Regions from separate parts of the Homo sapiens genome. Here region 2 is linked to region 1. Evidence: chromatin contacts called from ENCODE Hi-C or POLR2A ChIA-PET data. All regions are on one chromosome and are shown on one strand. Each heading gives the region's core, a stretch centred on a gene start or an enhancer-like site at or near the end of the contact. The rest is flanking DNA. Distances are from core to core; before and after follow the strand shown. Region 1 has its middle 17 kb from the start of MAP4. Region 2 has its middle 76 kb from the start of CDC25A.

Region 1 (7,530 bases), core at 2,011-4,510:
TGTCACTGCACGCCAGCCTGAGTAACAGAATGAGACCCTGTCTCATAAATAAATAAAGTGAAAAGGTGGAGAAGAAGAATAGCATTTTAATTATTAAGCGTGAAAGAATTATTTTAGTATTGAAGATGGACAATAATTGATATAAATCATTTTTGATTTAGTATTCTTATCCACTCTTATTCATATGTTACTCATTCTGATGCAGCTTTTGAGTATATAGGATCAATCCAGCACATGAAGAGCTAAAGGGAGGTTCTGTACCTCTTGTGACAGCTTTTCCTATTCTTGGAGGGACCCTTTTTTACTTTCCTCAGAACTTTATTTACTAGAGTTTATTTCCTTTTTAGATTTTATTTCATGTTGATGCTAGTATTCTTACTGAATGTATTCTGACCCACTAAGAATCAATGACAGGGTAGGGAGGTGTAGTTGAGATTTGGGGAGAGCCTTATGCATTTCATAGGGGTCCAAATTCTGTATCTGATTTTTGGCTTCAGAATACTTTTCAGGCTGTAAGCCAGTAACCTCATTTTAGTCTTTATCTCTCAGCCTTATAGTCATCTTTTGTTTTATCTTACTGTAGGCTAACATTCACCATTAGAAAGTCAGACAGCTGGTCTACACACCAGAAGATACTATATTAGCTTTCATTGCTTATGTTTGCCTGTTGCAGGCTCTTTTGTTTACATCAGCCGCCTTCACTCATTTGGTTTTCATATGCATACTGATTGATACATATAAACTTAGGGAGATTCACTCTAAACAGTGCTCTTGATCTATTTTGTGTTTCTTAAGTGTTTTAGCTCAGAGACTGGTACTGTTTACATAGAAAGAACAGCCTCGTCAAGAGTCTGGAGGGGCATACCCTATGTCACAGCATTTGGCCATAGCTCTATACATGACGATATCAAGAAGGCGCCCCCTTGGACCTACGAAGACAGAAGGCACATTCATGTACTTTGAGTACACAGAAATATGATAAATGATGAATAACAACTGTTTTTAAGAATTAAAAAACAGGAGGCATAAAGTTAATAGGAGATGAATGCTTAATGTGTGGCAGTTTCACGTGTTACATTTGAGGGTCAGGTCGGTAGTGGTGTTGGTGAAGGGAGCTAACTGGTTACCCAGCCTGGATGGGATTGGGTGGCTGTGGGTGGAAAAGGTGGGAGGTAGCGTTATAAACAATTAAACTAGTGTTCAATTGTTAAAGGCTATTATCATAGCCTTTGACTTTTCAGTCTGTTGAATGATCATTTTGCTTTGCATAGAGCTTGCTATAAAGATTGCTGTGAGAGACAATATTTGGTAGTAAATTAAGAGTTGTGCCACTTTACTAGCTGAGCAATCTTAGGCAAGTTATTTAACCTCTAAGTGCCCTGGTGTCCTCATTTTAAATGGGGTTATCTATGTCCTAGAGTTGTTCAACATATTAAGCAAAGTAATTTATGTAAAGTGATTAGAATGGTCTCTGGAATATAAGTCTGCAATAACTGCTGTTTTTTTTTGAGAGGGGGGGATGGAGTCTCGCTCTGTCGCCCAGGCTGGAATGCAGTGGTGGGATCTCGGCTCACTGCAACCTCCACCACCCAGGTTCAAGCAATTCTCATGCCTCAGCCTCCCGAGTAGCTGGGATTACAGGTGTGTGCCACCACACCTGGCTAATTTTTGTAATTTTAGTAGAGGCGGGGTTTCATCATGTTGGCCAGGCTGATCTCGAACTCCTGACCTCATGTGCTCCTCCTGCCTTGGCCTCCCAAAGTGCTGGGATTACAAGTGTGAGCCACAATGCCCAGCTGGCTCTTCTTATTTTTATTTTTAGTCTATTGAGACAGGATCTCACTCTGTTGAGTGAGTGCAGTGGTGCCATCACGACTCACTGCAGCCTCAACCTCCTGGGTTCCAGCAATCCTCCCACCTCAGCCTCCTGAGTAGCTGGGACCACAGGCACATACCACCATGCCTGGCTAATTTTTAAATTTTTTGTTGAGACGGGATCTCCCTATGTTTCCCAGGCTGATCTGGAACACCTGTGCTGAAGCAGTCCTCCCTCATCGGCCTCCCAAAGTGCTGGGATTGCAGGTGTCAGCCACTGCATCTGGTCTAGTTCTTATTTTTTTATATGGGTTGGAGTTTCTTTTTTTTTTTTCCTTTTTCTTCTTCAATTTTAATATTTTGTCATTTTATTATATTGCATCTCCCACTGAAGACTTGTATATTTCTTGGGGTCTTATTGGAGAGAAATCCTTTTTTTTTTTTTTTTTTCATACAAATCAGACCCAAGGTAGGTTTAGTGTTTGGACTGTAATATGAAGTTTGCTTTTTAATTGTTAAAATAATGATTTTTTTCTTGCATTAAACAATTCTGAAAGTTTTTCTTTTTGTTCACTTGTAGTCAGACACCAAAGAAAGGGGGAAAACTGTAGAATAAGTTATTTTTTTTGACAGTGTCTCACTCTCTGTCTCCCAGGCTGGAGTGCAGTGGTGCAGTCACAGCTCACTGTAGACTCAACCTCCTGGTCTCAAGCAAATCTTTCACCTCAGCCTCCCAAGGAGCTGGGATTACAGGCATGTGCCACCATGCCTGGCTAATTTTTGTATATTTTGTAGAGACAAGGTCTCAGTATGTTGCCTAGGCTGGTCTTGAACTCCTGGACTCAAGCAATCCTCCCACCTCAGCCTCACAAAGTGCTGGGATTACAGGTGTGAGCCACTGCACCTGGCCTAAGTGAAAAAAAATTTTTTATTTTTTGGATACAGAGTCTCTCTCTGTCGCCCAGGGTGGAGTGTGGTGGCATGATCTCAGCTCACTGCAACCTCCCCCTCCAGGTTCAAGCGATTCTCATGCCTCATACTCCCAAGTAGCTGGGATTACAGGTGTGTGCCACAATGCTTAGCTCTTTTTTTGTATTTTTAGTAGAGACGGGGTTTCACTATGTTGGCCAGGCTGGTCTCGAACTCCTGACCTCAAGTAATTCACCTGTCTTGGGCTCCCAAAGTGCTGGGATTACAGGTATGAGCCACTGTGCTGGGCCCCTAAGTGATTTTTTTAAATGGTCAATGTGTGAGCTGTTTTTTCCTTATGGTTTTCTCTGTTCCTTTTCCTTGCCATAAAAGTAAAAATAGATCTGGTTTCCTGGGTTATCACAGCTTTTAACAAAAAGCTTTTTGATAAAATTAGCTGTTGGGTCAGTGGGATGAGATCATTCCTTTCTAAGTAGTGTGAAATGTCCTCTAAGCATTTGTGAGACAAAGGCATGCCAGATAGGCTAACCACACAATAAGCCTAACTCTGTGGTTATGTTTAGGGCAGGAGTGTGAGTTTTCTGTGAAATAGAATACTACTGATATGTAGAAAAAGGTGAAAGGTACTTGGCACAATATGTATGCACTCTGGTTGGCCACGTGTAGAAAGAGATTAGAATGATAAAAGGGCTCAGGATACACTTGATATGAGGGCATAGGCCATCATTATCTTCAGATGTGATTAATTAACTGAAAATTGAGTAGCTCATCTACATTTGGATTAGTGCATCTTTAATTAAAAATTCTTGGCTGGACACGGTGGCTTACACCTGTAATCCCAGCACTTTGGGAGGTTGAGGCGGGCAGATCACCTAGGATCAGGAGTTCGAAACCAGCCTGGCCAACATAGTGAAAAAATCCGTCTTTACTAAAAATACAAAAACTAGCTGGCTGTGGTGGCGTGCACCTATAATCCCAGCTACTCTGGAGGCTGAGGCAGGAGAATCACTTGAACCTCGGAGGCGGAGGTTGCAGTGAGCTGAGATCCTACCACTGCACTCAAGCCTGGGTGACAGAGCGAGACTCCCGTTTCAAAAAAATTAAAAATAAAAATAAAAAAATTCTTAAGGACAGTTTGAAACTGGAGAGAAATCATAATGTACTTTAAAATGGTTAATTGTATGTTATGTAAACTTCACTTCAATTAAAAAAATTAAGGACAGCTGGAAAGAAAACTAATATACTTTTCTGTTTGTACAAAATAAAATGGTAGATTTAAGAAGCTTTAACCAGGGCTTCAACTTTCACATCATAGATACTAACTGTAGAAGCATAGTGCGATAACTGATAGTTAAATAGAAGATAAAAATCCACATGAGGAGGGCATGCCATTTTAAAAAGGAGAGCTATGTGATGCTATTTCCAATACATAGATATAGCTGGACTTACCTTCTTTATCCCTGAGAAACGAAAGCATTCTAAGTTAGCAGAGGAAATGATGATCAGAATGATAATACCTCCTACCTTTTCCCCTTGCTTCCTGATTTGGGATATAGGACAGAAAAGAAATTCTACTTTTAGTTGAGAACTCAGGGATGACTTTGAACAAATATATTTGTTAATCTCCTTGGACTTTTCTCACTTTTAAAATAAGGAGGTTGGATTCAAATGCCCTTTCTAAAGTTTTGTGATTTGGTTGGAAATATTAGATGTGCACATCACCAAGTTACTTTGTTTTGTTTCTGTGTACATGAATAAGCTTTTATTAGACTTGGTCACTGTTGTCTCTCTGTGATCAACAAGGGTAAGTTAGCTTCTAAGAGTACCAGTGGTAGAACTTTAAGATTTGAAGCTTTAACGAGAGTCAGCTAGTTTGCAGTGATTAGAGACTTGTAAGTTAATTGATATACACACTTTTGTCTATATTTATTAAGTTTCTCAGGGGAATTGTAGATTATTTCAGAGTGCAGTTTTAGGTCGTGGATCAGATTTAAGTTGGAAGTAAATAATGGTTATTACTAGAATTTTTTGTTTTTGTTTGTTTTTGAGAAGGAGTCTTTCTCTGTCACCCAGGCTGGAGTGCAGTGCCACAATCTCAGCTCACTGCAACCTCTGTCTCCTGGGTTCAAGCGATTCTCCTGCCTCAGCCTCCTGAGTAGCTGGGATTACAGGTGCCTGCCACCACACCTGGCTAATTTTTTTTTTTTTGAGACGGAGTCTTGCTCTCTTGCCCAGGCTGGAGTGTAGTGGTGCGATCTTGGGCTAACTGCAACCTCCGCCTCCGAGATTCAAGTAATTCTCCTGCCTGAGTCTCCCTAGTAGCTGGGATTACAGGCGCACACCACCATGCCCATCTAATTTTTTTATTATTTTTTTTTAGTAGAAATGCAGTTTCACCATGTTGGCCAGGCCGCTCGCGAACTCCTGACCTCAATTTTCATACATTATTATTAACTAAAGTTCATAGTTTATTTAGATTTCCTTAATTTTTACCTAAATACCTTTTTCTGTTCTAGGATCTCATCTAGGATACCACATTATGTTTAGTTATCATACTTAGCTTTCTCTTGGCTATGACAGTTTCTTACACCTCCCTTGTTTTTGATGACTTTGACAGTTTTGAGGAGTACTGGTCTGATATTTTGTAGAGTGTCCTTCAGTTGGGAGTTGTCTGATCTTTTTCTCATGATTAGACAGAGGTTATGCTTTTTAGAAGGAAGATCACAGAGGTAAAGTGCCACTCTTATCACATTATATCAAGGGTGCATACTATCAAATCATGTCAGCATGATTTATGTCTGTGTGTGTGTGTGTGTGTATGTGTGTGTGTATGTGTGTGTTTTGCTTTATCACTCAAGCTGGAGTACAGTGCTGTGATCACAGTTCACTGGAACCTCCTGGACTCGACTCAAGCTTCCTCTCAACTCAGCTTCCCAAATAGCTGGGACCATAGGCACATGCCACCAAGCCCAGCTAATTTTTTTTTGAGAAAGAGTCTTGCTCTGTTGCCCAGGCTGGGTTGCAGTGGCACGATCGTGGCTTACCGCAACCCTGGCCTCCAGGGCCCAAGTGATCCTCCCACCTCAGCCTCCCGGGTAGTTGGGACTACAGGCACGTACCACCATGCCTGGCTAATTTTTTTGTTTTTTTGTTTTTTTTTGAGATGGAGTCTTGCTCTGTCGCCCAGGCTGGAGTGCAGTGGCGCGACCTTGGCTCACTGTAACTTCCGTCTCCTGGGTTCAAGTGATTCTCCTGCCTCGGCCTCCCAAGTAGGTGGGACTACAGGCATGTGCCACCACACCCAGCTAACTTTTTGTATTTTTAGTAGAGACAGGGTTTCACCATGTTAGCCAGGATGATCTCAATCTCCTGACCTTGAGATCCCCCTACTTTGGCTTCCCAAAGTGCTGGGATTACAGGTGTGAGCCACCGCACCCAGCCTAATTTTTGTATTTTTCATAGAGATGGGGTTTCGCCATGTTGCTTGCCTAAGTTGGTGTCAGAACTCCTGGCCTCAAGTGAACCTCCTGCCTTGGCCTGCCAAAGTGCTGGGATTACAGATGTAAGCCATTGCACCCAGCTGATTTATCACTATTGATATTAGTCTTGATCACTTGGCTTAGGTAGTATTTGTCATATTTCTCTTACCCCCCCCTCCCATTTTCATATTGTACTCTTTAGAAGGAGGTCACTATGTGCTATGCACATGTAAAGGATGAAGGGTTATGTTCTACCTCTTGGAAGTGGAGTATCTTGTTTGGAATTCTTCACTGAAGACTTGCTTATTCTCTCTCATTTATTTATTCAGTCTATTGTTTATATTGTTCCAGCTTTGGTCATTGGGAACTTTTTTAGTTGACTCCTGTGTAATTGAGTTACCCCTATCTTTTTTTTTTTTTTTTTTTTTTTTTTGAGATGGAGTCTTACTCTGTCGCCCAGGCTGGAGTGCAGTGGTACAATCTCGGCTCAGTGCTACCTACACTTCCTGGGTTCAAGCAATTCTCCTGTCTCAGCCTCCCGAGTAGCTGGGATTACAGGCACCCACCATCATGCCTGGTTAATATTTGGGTTTTTTATAGAGACGGGTTTTAATCATGTTGGTCAGGCTGGTCTTGAACTCCTGACTTCAGGTGATCTGCCTGCCTTGGCCTCCCAAAGTGCTGGCATTACAGGCCTGAGCCACCTCGTCCGGCCAACTTACCCCTATCGTTGTTTTTTTTTTTTTATTTTTATTTTTAGCACTTCCTAACTTTCTGGAAATACAAGGTACTTCAGGCTCATCTTGAATATTTTGTTCTCAGTCCTAGAATTAGTCATTTCTCCAAAGAGTCTTGGTTTCTTTATCAGAGAATGGTATTAGAAACCAGCATCTGGGTGTGAGGTATGCTGTTGCTTTACTGGGGTGTCCCCTGAAGATTTTAATTAAACTTCATCTGAGTTTGAAAGGACTGGAAATGCTGTGTTTAAATTTTTTTTTATTTTCTAATTGAGACAGGGTCTCACTGTGTTGCCAAGACTGAAATCAAATTCTTAGCCTTAGATGATCCTCCCACCTCAGCCTTTCAAAGTGGTGGGATTACAGACGTGAGCCACCACACCTGGCCAGAAATGCCATATATATAAAATATATAATATATATTACATGTGAATATGTAATATATAATACATAATATTACATATGAATATATAATACATATATTATATATATATATTTTTTTTTTTGAGATGGAATCTTGCTCAGTTGCTCTGTGCAGTAGGGATCTCGGCTCACTGCAACCTCTGCCT
Region 2 (7,530 bases), core at 2,207-4,706, 78 kb before region 1:
GGTGTCTGTAATGAGCTACAAAGTTAGTCCTCTTTCCAAATAAGGAAAGGAATGTGAGCTGGTACTGATAACGCCTGGTACTGTGGCGGCGTGCCTGGGCATCTAACAAAGGCAAAAAGGAAAAAAGGAGAAAAAGGAGAAAAAAAAGGGTGGGGGGTACTATGAATTAAAGAATAAATGATTGATCAGGTTATCTGAAGAGAAACCTCATCATATCCCACAGGTGGATCACTTGAGGCCAGGAGTTTGAGACCAGCCAGACCAACATGGTGAAACCTCATCTCTACTAAAAATACAAAACTAGCCAGATGTGGTGGCGCATGCCTGTAATCTCAGCTACTATGGAGGCTGAGGCAGGAGAATCGCTTGAACCTAGGAGGCAGAGGTTGCAATGAGCTGAGATCGCACCATTGCATTCCAGCCTGGGCAACAAGAGCAAAACTCCATCTTGAAAAAAAAAAAAAAAAAAAAAAAAAAAAAAAAAAAAAAAAGGCCACGCGCGGTGGCTCATGCCTGTAATCCCAGCACTTTGGGAGGCCGAGGTGGGTGGATCACCCGAGGTCAGGATTTCGAGACCAGCCTGGCCAACATGGTGAAATCCCATCTCTACTAAAAATACAAAAATTTGCTGGGCATGGTGGTGTGTGCCTGTGTTCCCAGCTACTTGGGAGGCTGAGGCAGGAGACTTGCTTGAACCCGGGAGGTGGAGGTTGCAGTGAGCCGAGATCGCACCACTGCACTCCAACCTGGACGACAAGAGTGATACTCCATCTCAAAAAAGAAAAAAAAGAAAAAGAAAAAGAAATAAACAAATCTTAAGGGTACTGTCAAAGAAAAGAGTCAAACTCAGTAAAATATTTGAAGAGATTTATTCAGAGCCAAATATGAGTGACCATGGGCCATGACAGAGCCCCAGGAGATCCTGAGAACATGTGCCCAAGGTGGCATTTGAAATGCTTGTTTCCCAGTGCCGTAAAGAAATAGCACTTGAACATAAATATAATTTCCTTAGTAAGGCCATTTTTACTTCCTGCAGAAAGGGTACACTCACCAGCAGTTTTGCCACGAGAGTACACTGAACAAAGGAGACAGGGTCATTTATAACCTGACACATCCACCCTACTGCTGTGTCTGGTTTCCACTGGCTGGAACGGGACCTCACATTCTGTATTTGTCCTGATTGGCTAGCAACTTAGAACTTTTTAAAAGAGGCAAAGGTAGAGGAGAACAAAGGAAGGAGAAAGTAACTTGTGGAATGCTAAGAAAGGTAAAAACACCTTGGAAGCTAAAAACATAAAGTACATTGATTTCTTTATCATGGCTAGCAGATATTTAAGAATGTTAGCACAGGTCTTTGAATAAATTTTGCTTCTAAGAGAAGTTACTATTTATTCCTAATTAAATGGGGAGGAAAGTCTTTGAAGAGGAACCTTTAGTTTTTACAGTGGTCAGGCCACAGACTGGTTTTTTTGTTTGTTTGTTTGTTTGTTTGTTTGTTTGGAGATGGAGTCTCGCTCTGTCGCCCAGGCTAGAGTGCAGTGGCTCAATCTCAGCTCACTGCAAGCTCTGCCTCCTGGGTTCATGCCATTCTCCTTCCTCAGCCTCCCGAGTAGCTGGGACTACAGGCGCCCACCACAATGCCCGGCTAATTTTTTGTATTTTTTTAGTAGAGACAGGGTTTCACCGTGTTAACCAGGGTGATCTCGATCTCCTGACCTCGTGATCCGCCCACCTCGGCCTCCCAAAGTGCTGGGATTACAGGCGTGAGCCACCGCGTCCGGCCTACAGACTGGTTTTATACATTTTAGGGAGACAGAAGACATCAATCAATACATGTAAGATGTACATTGGTTTGGTCTGGAAAGGCAGGACATCTTCAAGTGGCGGGTGTTTCCAAGTCTAGGTCATAAATGGACTTCAAAGAGTCTCTGATTTGCCATTGGTTAAAAGAGTTTGAGAGTTTATCTAAAGACCAGAAATCAATAGAAGGGAGTCTCCATGTTAAGCTAAGGAGTTGTGGGGCTGGGTGTGGTGGCTCACGCCTGTAATCCCGGCACTTTGGGAGGCCGAAGTGGGTGGATCACGAGGTCAGGAGTTCAAGACCAGCCTAGCCAACATGGTGAAACCCTGTCTTTACTAAAAATACAAAAAATTAGCTGGGCATGGTGGCACGTGCCTGTAGCCCCAGCTACTCAGGAGGCTGAGGCACGAGAATAGCTTGAATTTGGGAGGAAGGGGTTCCAGTGAGCTGAGATCGCGCCACTGCACTCCAGCCTGGGCAACAGAGCGAGGCTCTGTCTAAAAAAAAAAAAAAACAAAAAACACACACAGAGGGAACTTCATCATCATGTTACATAAAACTGGCCTGTTTTGGAATTTGGCTATTATCTCTCATTCTTCTGATTTCTCAGAAGGTCAGGTAAACAGCTTGGTTTCTTAACATATAATTTTAGCATGAGTAATTCTATTTTAGTTTTTTCCTTTTTTTTTTTTTTGAGACAGAGTCTCACTTTTGTTGCCCAGGATGGAGTGCAGTGGCGCAGTGTCGGCTCACTGCAACCTCCACCTCCCGGGTTCAAGCAATTCTCCTGTCTCAGCTTCCCGAGTAGCTGGGACTACAGGTGTCCGCCACCATGCCCGGCTAACCTCAGGTGATCCGCCAGCCTCAGCCTCCCAAAGTGATGGGATTACAGACGTTAGCCACCTTGCCCGGCCCATTTTAGTTTTTAGTCTGGTCTTTTGGGGCCTAGTGCAGGAGCTTTGTCCGAAACAATGGCTAACGTAGTGTTTTTATTAGCATCTGAAAGACTCGTGAGGGGAATCTGAGACAGTACATTTGATAAGGCTTCCCGAATTGTCTTTCCCTTTTGCAGCAATATAGTTATTTTAGGGGGCTGGGGTTCCCATTAAAGGGTTCTTGGCAATATTAAGTGAGTGAATATGTCATTTATCCTAAAGCCAGTCCCATATGGCTTGCATATGAAGTATATCAGCTGCTTCATCTGAGTGTTCTATTTGGCATTTGTAGGTGGAGCCAGGCAGTCCCCCTTTGCAGGGTAAACAGACCTTACCATGGCTTTTATCCAGTCCATCAGGCTGGCTGTTCCCTTGGGAATAACCTCCTATGTGTCTGTGTGTCGTAGAGCTATCTGTGATTGTTCCATAGTGAGCTGTGGGTCCTGTATCAACCCAAACATGCTCTTTCACTCTGCAGCACTTCAAACCAAAGATACTGCTCCTAAATTTGTTGCTCTCAAAATCCATTTTAGTAAAGCCTCCTCAGGAGCCTGATGATACCAATCTGCAAAATGAAACGCTTCCTTCATACTATCCCTCTAGTTTTCACAGTATCTTGGTTTTGCTGCTTCCCCGCATTGACTGCCTTTTTGGTAACCACAGGTCTTAGAGGTACTTTCTGTTGTCTCTCTATAATTTTTCCCTTCTGGGGGAGGCTTTGTGGCTTGTGGCCAAAGCTCAGACTAACTGAAAGCTAAACTTAGTCTAGCATCAAGATTGACCCAGAACTCCCTTTTACTTTCATTTTTAGCTATTATATATAACAGTAAACAAGGAATTGAAATTTTGTGTTTTTTTCTTATTAGTTTGCATTTCTTTTTTGTTGTTTTGAGACATGGTCTCATTCTGTCACCCAGGCTGGAGTGCAGTGGTGCAATCTAGGCTCACTTCAATCTCCACCTCCCAGGCTTAAGTGATCCTCCCACCTTAGCCTCCCAAGTAGCTGGGACTACAGGCCCGCACCACCATGCCCAGCTAATTTTTGTATTTTTGTTGTTGTTGTTGTCATTGTTTTGAGACAGAGTTTTGCTCTTGTTGCCCAGGCTGGAGTGCAATGGTGCAATCTCGGCTCACCGCAACCTCCACCTCCTGGGTTCAAGCGATTCTCCTGCCTCAGCCTCCTGAGTACCTGGGATTACAGGCGCATGCCACTACGCCTGGCTAACTTTGTATTTTTAGTAGGGTTGGGGTTTCTCCATGTTGGTCAGGCTAGTCTCAAACTCCTGGCCTCAGGTGATCTGCCTGCTGAAGCCTCCCAAAGTGCTGGGATTACAGGCATGAGCCATCGTGCCCGACCTAATTTTTGTATTTTTATTAGAGACAGGGTTTCACCATGTCACCCAGGCTGGTGTTGAGGAAATCCTGACCTCAAGTGATTCTCCCGCCTCGGCCTCCCAAAGTGCTGGGATTACAGGCGTGAGTCACTGCACCCAGCCTAGTTTGCATTTCTTTATCCATTTGGTAAACCTACTCCCTGGGAGTTGGATCCATCTCTAAATTTTATTGGTAACTTTTACCTTTTGTAACTGATTGTAGCACAGCTGATACTTCGTACCATGGGGGACCACACGGCCACCCAGGAATCAAAAGTTCCTCACCTCCCACCCTTTATCCTTTTTCTTCCCAAACTACATGTTTCCATGAGCAGGGCTGGTGTAGTAAATCCCACTTCTGACACCAAACATGACATTATAGGTGGAGGAACAAAAAAAAACAACCAAGTGATTTTTCCTATTCTCTTACTCAGCAGTCAACAATACTTCTGTGACCAGTGTACGGGAGTTTTTCCCCCCACACCAAGCAAGTAGTCCTTCAGCTGTGGACACCAGCTATATGTCCTCCAATTCAGTTTAATTCTGGCACTATCTACCCAGAGATAGAGTCAGATCCCATATGTTGAAGGTTTAGTATCCTGAATAGCTGGGATTATAGGCATGCACCACCACGCCTGGCTATTTTTCATATTTTCAGTAGAGATGGGGTTTCACCATGTTGACCAGGCTGGTCTCGAACTCCTGACCTCAGGTGATCTACCCTCCTTGGCCTCCCAAAGTGTTGGGATTACAGGCGTGAGCCACTGCACCCAGCCTAATTTTTTTTGTATTTATTTTTTTTGTAGAGAGATGGTCTCGTCATGTTGCCCAGGCTGGTCTTGAATGTCTGGGCTCTAGTGATCTGCCCATCTCTGCCTCTCAAAGCGCTAGGATTACAGGTGTGAGCCACTGTGCCTGGCCTCATTTGGATTTTTAATGGAGACTTCATTACATAGGCATGGTTGATTAAATAATTAACCATTGGTGATCGACTTAACTGTCAGCCTCTCTCCTCTCCCAGGAGGTTGGGGAGTGGTGCTGAAAAGTTACAACCCTCTAATCTGCCTTGGTCTTCGCTGTTACTAGCCCCCATCCTGAAGCTACCTAGGGGCTGCCAGCCACCAGGCAACTTAATAGTGTACAAAAGATACCACTCTGAATTCCAATAATTTTAGGAGTTGTATGCCAGAAAAGTGGGATAAAGACCAAATACAGTTTTACTTAGCTTAACAAGAGGGATGTGTTCTAAGAAATGCATCACTAAGTGATTTCATCATTGTGCGAACACCATAGAGTGTACTTACACATACCTAGATGATACAGCCTACTAAATACCTAGAATACCCAGGGTACAGGATGTAGCCTGTTGCTCCTACACCACAAACCTGTACAGCGTGTTACTGCACTGAATACTATAGGCAATTGTAACACCTGGTAAATATTTATGTATCTAAACATATCTAAACATAGAAAAGGTACAGTAAAAATATAGTATTATAATCTTTTTTTTTTTTTGAGACTGAGTCTCGCTCTATTCCAGGCTGGAGTGCAGTGGCACAATCTCAGCTCACTGCAACCTCCACCTCCTGGGTTCAAGTAATTCTCGTGCCTCAGTTTTCCAAGTAGCTGGGATTATAGGCAGCTGCAGTCATGCCCAGCTAATTTTTGTATTTTTAGTAGAGACAGGGTTTCACCATCTTGGCCAGACTGGTCTCGAACTCCTGACCTCAAGCGATTCACCTGCCTTGGCCTCCCAAAGTGCTGGGATTATAGGCTTAAGCCACCGTGCCTGGCCAAAAATGCAGTATTATAATCTTATAGGGTAGGGCTAAGTGGCTCACACCTTGTAATCCCAGCACTTTAGGAGGTAGAGGTGGGAGAAGCACTTGAACCAGGGGTTCAAGACCAGCCTGGGCAACATAATGAGACACCCTCTCTAGGAAAAAAACCAATTATCTATCTATCTATTAATCTATCTGTATATCTTATGGGACCACTGTCATATATGCAGCTTGTTGACCAAAACGTTGCATGACTGTGTATATTTCACAGTATCATGTTTCCAGTTTGTGGCTATTAAGAATAAAGTTGTGGATGGGCGCAGTGGCTCACGCCTGGCTAATATGGTGAAACCCCGTCTGTACAAAAATACAAAAATTAGCATGGTGGCATGCTACTGTAATCCCAGCTACTCAGGAGGCTGAGGCAGGTGAATCGCTTAAACCGGGGAGGCAGAGGTTGCAGTCAGCCAAGATTGTGTACTTTAGCCTGGGTGACAGAGTGAGACTCCATCTCAAAAAAAAAAAAGAATAAAGTTGCTATAAGCATTGTTTTTCAAAATTTTATTTATTTTTTATTTATTTATTTTTTTTTTGAGACAGTCTTGCTCCGTCGCCCAGGCTGGAGTGCAGTGGCGCCATCTTGGCTCACTGCAACCTCTGCCTCTGCGTTCAAGTGATTCTCCTGCATTCAAGCAATTCTCCTGCCTCAACCTCCCGAGTAGCTGGGACTACAGGTGGCTGCCACCACACCTGGCTAATACTTTTGTATTTTTAGTAGAGATGGGTTTCACCACATTGGCCAGGCTGGTCTCAAACTCCTGATCTTGTGATCCACTCACCTCGGCCTCCCAAAGTGCTGGGATTACAGGCGTGAGCCACCGTGCCTGGCCTAAATTTTATTTTTTTTGAAACAGGGTCTTGCTCTGTCATCACCCAGGCTGGAGTGTAGTGGTGTGATCATAGCTTACTGCAGCCTCAAACTCCAGGACTCAAGTGATCCTCTTGATTCAATCTCTCGAGTAGCTGGGACTACAGGTGCCCAACTCTGTGCCAACTAATTTATTTACTATAAATTATTTATTTATTTGAGATGGAGTCTCACTATGTTGCCTAGTCTGGAGTGCAGGTGTGCCATCTTGGCTCACTGCAACCTCCACCTCCTGGGTTCAAGTGATTCTCCGGCTTTAGCCTCCTGAGTATCTGGGATTAAAGGCGCACACCACCATGCCAGGCTAATTTTTGTATTTTTAGTAGAGACGGGGTTTTCCCATGTTGGCCAGGCTGGTCTCGACTTCCTGACCTCAAGTGATCCACCCGCTTCAGCCTCCCAAAGTGCTGGGATTACAGGCATGAGCCACCGCGCCTGGCACTACTTATTTATTTATTTACTGAGATGGAGTCTTGCTGTGTCGCTAGCCTGGAGCGCAGTGGCGAGATCTCGGCCCACGTCAATCTCCACCTCCTGGGTTCAAGCGATTCTTGTGCCTCAGCCTCTGGATAGCTGGGATTATAGGCATGCGCCATTACGCCCAGCTAATTTTTTTATTTTTTGTAGAGATGGGGTTTCACCATGTTGGCCAGGATGGTCTCGAACTCCTGACCTCAAGTGATCCGCCCACCTCGGCCTGGGTGCTGAGATT

The links. A loop is a pair of places that touch in the nucleus more often than their neighbours do. ChIA-PET counts read pairs that join two places held with the same protein, here RNA polymerase II (POLR2A). Pooled maps may share reads with other maps.
Region 2: a pooled map shows a loop between it and region 1 (4-fold over the local background). The contact joins two enhancer-like sites. A Hi-C loop is called at or near these places in 1 of 168 maps with a recorded cell type or tissue (endothelial cell of hepatic sinusoid), 2 of 37 single-sample maps with no recorded cell type and 3 of 50 pooled maps. POLR2A ChIA-PET finds 5 or more read pairs at or near these places in 6 of 52 experiments (AG04450, GM10248, H1 and 3 more).

Annotation. Positions count from the first base shown.
Region 1 is chr3:48,029,926-48,037,455 of GRCh38, reverse strand. It overlaps a transcript of MAP4 not described here. Among named protein-coding and RNA genes, the nearest start is that of MAP4, 17 kb to the right of the region's middle. Within about 2 kb of position 3,260, at least 4 of the 41 ENCODE cell types and tissues checked have a DNase peak (open chromatin) inside an H3K27ac peak, as active enhancers do.
Region 2 is chr3:48,108,562-48,116,091 of GRCh38, reverse strand. No RefSeq gene overlaps it. Among named protein-coding and RNA genes, the nearest start is that of CDC25A, 76 kb to the left of the region's middle. RefSeq lists enhancers at 1-69, 1,698-2,197, 2,198-2,699. Within about 2 kb of position 3,456, at least 4 of the 41 ENCODE cell types and tissues checked have a DNase peak (open chromatin) inside an H3K27ac peak, as active enhancers do.